Linked DNA regions of Mus musculus: region 1 is linked to region 2. A link is a loop called in an ENCODE intact Hi-C map of the cell type or tissue named here. Cell type or tissue: left cerebral cortex. All regions are shown on one strand. Each heading gives the region's core, and the rest is flanking DNA. Links, peaks and the distances in the headings are about the cores only. Region 1 overlaps Gm32224 (a long non-coding RNA gene). Region 2 has its middle 14 kb from the start of Gm32379.

Region 1 (2,814 bases), core at 79-2,578, 78 kb before region 2:
TGGTCCACCCTTGTAATCTTGGCTCTCAGGAAATTGGAGATAGGATGATAAGGAGCTCAAGGTCATTGTGAGATTCACAATATCCAGTCTCTTAAATAAATAACAGCACCTTTCTCCTCTTCCCTGCCCCAAAAGGACTAGTGAGCTGGCTCAGTGGATAAAGGCCTTTCCTGACCCAAGTTTGACTCCCAAGGACAAGCATGGTGCAAGGAGAAAACCAATTCTCCTGAGTTGTTCTCTGCCCTACATATATATTTCATGGTATGCATAACATATACCCCACCCTAACACACACACACACACACACACACACACACACACACACATGCATGTGCAGCAATAAAAAAGTTAAGCAATATAATTTTTAGAATAAAAGATGTGTATATGTATGGACGTGTAACAGACTTGTTTCTTAATGCTGAGTTCATTTCTTTTTTGCTAGTAGATTATAGAGCCACAGACTGCCTGGGTAAGCCCTGGATCACCACACACGAGAGTAATTACTAATTACATGTTTCCCCATTCTGTGGCTTATTAGTAAATTGTATGTAGAGGGATCTGAAAGTAATTGCACTTCTCCTGTAACTTCGGCAGCTTGCAGAAACCAGAAGGAATTACCTTATTTACCTCCTAAGTGATTCCCAGTGGTTGTTTGTCAAATATACCGAATAGGGAAGACCATACAATCACCAAATCCTCTCCTGCTCATTAATGGTGTGTGAGGGTCACAAGAAATCTTAGTGGGAAAAGACTGCTAAAGAGCCACTGACAAATTTATGCAAACATCCCCAAGTGGCTGATAGATTAATTTTGATCATTGTTCAGAAAAGTGGGCCCTTTACATTATTAATAGTTGTCAGCTACAAGCAAATGTTTAACTGGAAACTTAGAAGAAGAGAACTTGATGTTTCTGAATGACGCTGTCTTTATGAGCCTTGTGTGTGGCAAGGAAAGATGGGTAGAAAGAAAGAAGAAAAAGCTCAGTATGCAGAAAGCCTGCTCCTTGCTTTGATGGTCTATGGGTAAATGGTTTTACTACCCTGAGCACTGGCTAGGGCTCCCTTCATTATCTAATAAACTGTAGCCATACTAAATTCCTTTCTCGTGTGTGTGTGTGTGTGTGTGTATGTGTGTGTGTGTGTGTGTGTACAAGCATGTGTTTCTGGTTCCTGAAGGTCAGAGGACAACATCAGTTGTTATTTGTTACATTTCAGGTCCCTTGTATCTTCTGTTTGAAGCAAACATTAGTGTGGAACTTCACCAAGAAGCTGGACTAGCTGGCCTCACTTGCATCCATCTGTCTCCACAGGGATATATAATTCTCACCACCTCTGGAATTACAAAGTCATATCACCATTCCTGAATTTTATATGATTTCTGGAGATCCAAACTTAGGTCCGCTCACTGTGAGACCAGTGCTTTGCCAACTGAGTCATCTCCTCAGCTTTTTTTTTTAAAAATAAATTTAAAACGGTAAAAGAAATTTTCTTCTTCTTCTTCTTCCTTTGTCTCTTCCCCTTCCCCTTCTTCTTCTCCTTTTCCTTCTCCTCCTCCTCCCTTCTCCTCCTCCTCTTTTTTTTTTTAAAAAGAAAATCTGATCCCAGACAAGCTCAAAGCTTCTGGAAGACACTGGCTGGGATACCAGCCTCTACCTTTGCTGGCAAAGAAAGATTTCTACAACAACACATGGACAGTCTTCCTGTGTGGTTGGTTTGGTCTGCAAGGTGGTGCATGCTTCTGACCTTTGGGGTACTTTAACAATGTTAGAAAAAAGGGTGGGGCCCAAAGGACTGGGGCTGGTTCAGTGATCAGTCTAAGAAATTTGATCCTGGTATTCCCTCTTCCTTCTCTTCAGACCTGCAAGACAAAGAGCCATCACAACCAAACACCACACTCAACAGCCTTTGCCTCCTTCTGGCTACACAGTGTTATGAGTGCATTGCTGACATAGGACGGGAGTCATAGGGAAAATGGTAATGAGGAATGACAGGCTACCACCCCAGGCCACCACAACAAGATGCTGGAACCATGGCTTATTCTGGGAGTACACTCATGGTTCTCTAATGATGACCTGGCTCTAGTCACATGTGTGGTGGCAGGACCAGAAGCCTCTTTTACACAGAGCCTAGAGCACCTTGACAGAAACAAGAAGCTAAAGCCCATGATCTCATGATCTGTTCATTCTTGTTGGCTACTCTCCTCGCTGCTCCTCTAGCAATCCACTCAATCCACTCATCCTACCAATCTCCTTGACCTACAGGCCTCCCATCCTCCACCCAGTGCTGAAGGTAGAATTGATGAATCTAGAATCAAGACAGTCATCATCATTGTCGTCATCGTCATCATCATCATCTCCCTGGCAATAGGGTCACGTGTGGGAAGGAAGGAATCCCTGCAAAGAAATAAAGTTCCCCAGAGAAAGTGAGAAAGCAGTGGCAGGGCATCCCTTGTATGCCAGGCCCTGGTTTAGGCTTGGGAGCACTTAATCTATTGTTGGTAGCAGATTTCAACCATGAAGCACCCTTTGCAGGAAGGGGACAACATCTGGAACAAGAACAGGGGACAGTGGTGGTGTGGAAGCCAAGTATTGGCTTGGAGTATAGGGACATCTGAGCAACTATGTTACATTGCCATTTTAAGGGTAGAGAGGAGCTTGTCAAACAGAAAGCAATCTCCTAGAAAGTTTTGCTCCTTGGTAGCTGACTGCCTTCCCCCTAGCCTATAAGAGGAAATGGCCTACAGCAAAGACAGCAGTAGCTAACCCTTTGTGTACTAGGATCTGACTGGCCAGGACAGGCAGGATCAAGGCAGCCT
Region 2 (2,814 bases), core at 223-2,722:
AGTGGAGCCAGTGAGTCAAGCTTCTGGGGTCCACTGGGGATGCTTCAGGAACAGAATGGAGATTCTAGTGCTCCCCCAAACTCAGAGATCATCCATTGCAAGTAGCATCTCCCAGGGGGGACACCCCACAAAGGGATAGCAGTCCCTTTCCTAGCAACCCCAGCAGCTCAGAGGGCTAGAGGCCACAGAGTTCTAGAGATCAGGAACATCACAGTCTATTCTTGAAGTCTAAGGAATCTGGAGCCATGACCTTGTAACTGGTGTTTTACAATGTTAACAGTTTTTTTGAGATGGCTACTCAAAAAAGAAACGGTGTGCAAAATTGAACAGACAGGTCTTTTTCACTCTCTGTTCCATCTCTCCGTACCATGACATCTTCCACTGCAAACCCCAAGGGCACTGAGACACACACCATGTGCCTTTGGGAGTATGTCACTACAGTTAGAAAACAGAGACAAGAGCTGGAACTTCAGCCCCACTGACCTGACTTCAAGCCCCACACGGCCATTAACACGAGGTAGAGTCTGTTATCCAGGAAGACGCTCATGCAGAAATAGGTCCCATGAGGAAGGCTACCTTTGAGGTACTCCTAGAGCTGATGTGAGGTGACACTGGTCAATCACTTTGTTCGGCCTTGACCCATGGGATGTGTTTCATAGACGGTAGCTATGCTAATTAACATAGGTACAATAAAGTACAAGCCCCCTGCCGATCGTGTGAGGGACAGGATGATAATGACGGGTGATCAGGCTGCCAGCTATGACTCTCAAGTGTCTGGCTCTCAGGAGTTCAATGTTTCCTATCACACTCTGTCACTGACGCTTCTTGTCCAGGAATGTGCCCACCCCGTGTGGGACCAAGAGAGAGCAGAATGGCATCTTGTGATGGGCCAGGTACCCACACCCTCTGCTCAAGGACTTTGCTGAGAGCTAAGAATGATCATATCCATTTAACAGATAGGAATCCAGAACTTTCCTGAGGACCCAGAGTTGGACAGGGGACAGTTCAGGGACACAGGCCTGGCTCCTCAAAGATATAAGCCCAATGCCTCTGCCTCTGAATTAAATCCTTTGCCATGATCCACAGATACTTCTAGAAAAGAATTATCATGCCATTGACTGACTTCCCAATGATGCACAGATCACTCCAGAATCCAGGACTTAATGCATGGAGCTTTCCCCACAGGCCTGAGTCCCAAAGATGCTGCCAGCAGAGGATGCCTTAAACCTTCCTCCTGACAGTCTCGCTGGCAGAATCCCAGAACTGCAGTGCTGAGGGACCTGGAAGAAGTCTTTGAAGTCTCCCTCATACGGAGCTGCAGAAAGAGGCTTGTTGTCTTATGCAGAGAGCAGTTGAAGATATCAAAGGGAAGATAGGATGTTAAATTTGAGTGATCAATGTTTAATAGTCAGGGTTGTAAGCTGTCACGAGGGATGCAGTGGGTGGGAAGCCTCACGTACTGTAGGATTTGAGATGACACTGCCCCGGGCTGTGGAGGAGCCCTCTGGCATCCCTGTAAATAGGGAGGACAGATCAAGAGGTACAGGGGTGAGCCCACACTCCTCTGCCTGGCTGCTTATGTGGGGGGCATTGCATAGAATAGGGATGTTTTGGGTGGAAGTAAACCCTCAGATTCTGACCAAGCAGCAACCAATCATACAAATATTGGTCTCTTCTCAACAGGACGGTTAAGGGCCCCCAGAAAGGTAGAGAGGGGTCCACCTTGGATTAAGGAGACCTGAGGATCCAGCCCTTGTCAGGGATAACTTCAACATTGCACTGAAACTTCTCTGGGCAGAAATAGGAGGCTGCATGGACTCTGGGAGAAATGGATGCTAAAGGGGGTGGGACCTTCCTCTGTAGGACAGTCTCAGGGGCAGAGCCTGCCCTTCTGGGTCTCCTAGCATCTATGATGTCTGTTGCCATTCACAAGAGCTTGGAGGAATGTCAGCTCCCTTGCTTTGTGATATCCAGACCCTAGCAGATGGGGTGAGCTCCCCCAACCCAGGCCCTCTGTCAGTCACCCTCACAGGTTGTTCTGTGGCAGGGAACACGGCTCCCTCTGGTCCCTCCCCTGGAGCTCATATGCACGGCTGTGGAGTGACAGGGCTGAGGACCAGAAGGAGCGAGCTCCCTAAAAGCTTTCTTGGCTGAAGAGCAAGAGACAGGCTGGGCTGTCCCCACAGGCAGCCCTCATCTGTTCCCAAATTCGGGCATCCCCAGAGAGCATCAGGAAGGGCTTGGAGGAGTGGAGATGCAGACTGACTGACAGAAGAACAAATCCTGAAACTCCAGCCCCTGTGCCTGGCTAGGCAGGGGCCTCCAGACCTCACATGGCTGCCTGCCACCTCCTGAGCAAAACACAATTTCACGACTCTTTGGGGGATAAAGGATTTTATTTACCTCTTTTCAAAAGCTTCAGAATTCTTCCTGAACATCAAATAACTCCTGGCAAACACATCCTGATGAGTAACACGAAGTGAAATAGAACCAGATGGGCTGACTCGCTCTGGGCTTGCGCGGGAGGGGGAAGGGCGGATCTCACTCACAGAGAGGCTGGGCTGTGGGCCACAGGAAGTGCATCAGGAGGGGGGCACAGCCTTCCAAGCAGGGAGGGGACAAAGTCCCCTGGACTTTGCCGGAGATGGAGTCACACTGCCTGCCATCTGGCTTTGTTGGGAAGAGAAAAGAAATGGGGTTTCCGGCAGCCTGTTGGTGGCACCCCAGCAGTGTGGATCATGCCAAGCCTGGCATCTATGGCACTTGGGACCCAGGGGACTCTGAGACATAAGCTCCTGTGATAGGGAGATTGGA

The links. Peaks named below come from ENCODE experiments on the same cell type or tissue, not always from the same donor. Only the 100,000 strongest peaks of a DNase experiment are listed, where the experiment ranks them.
Region 1: it touches region 2 in a loop (2.4-fold over the local background); 2 of 42 quality-filtered maps call a loop at or near these places.

The regions. Positions count from the first base shown.
Region 1 is chr14:25,146,591-25,149,404 of GRCm38, forward strand. It overlaps Gm32224 (a long non-coding RNA gene), which reads left to right. Exons shown (of 5, transcript XR_383270.2): 5 at 1,215-1,470. Among named protein-coding and RNA genes, the nearest start is that of 4930572O13Rik, 4.8 kb to the left of the region's middle. In left cerebral cortex, for the core only: no CTCF peak of the experiment used is centred there; a DNase peak (open chromatin) is centred at 1,344; H3K27ac peaks cover 285 bases.
Region 2 is chr14:25,224,168-25,226,981 of GRCm38, forward strand. No RefSeq gene overlaps it. Among named protein-coding and RNA genes, the nearest start is that of Gm32379, 14 kb to the left of the region's middle. In left cerebral cortex, for the core only: no CTCF peak of the experiment used is centred there; DNase peaks (open chromatin) are centred at 1,249, 2,244 and 2,526; H3K4me3 peaks cover 561 bases; H3K27ac peaks cover 1,707 bases.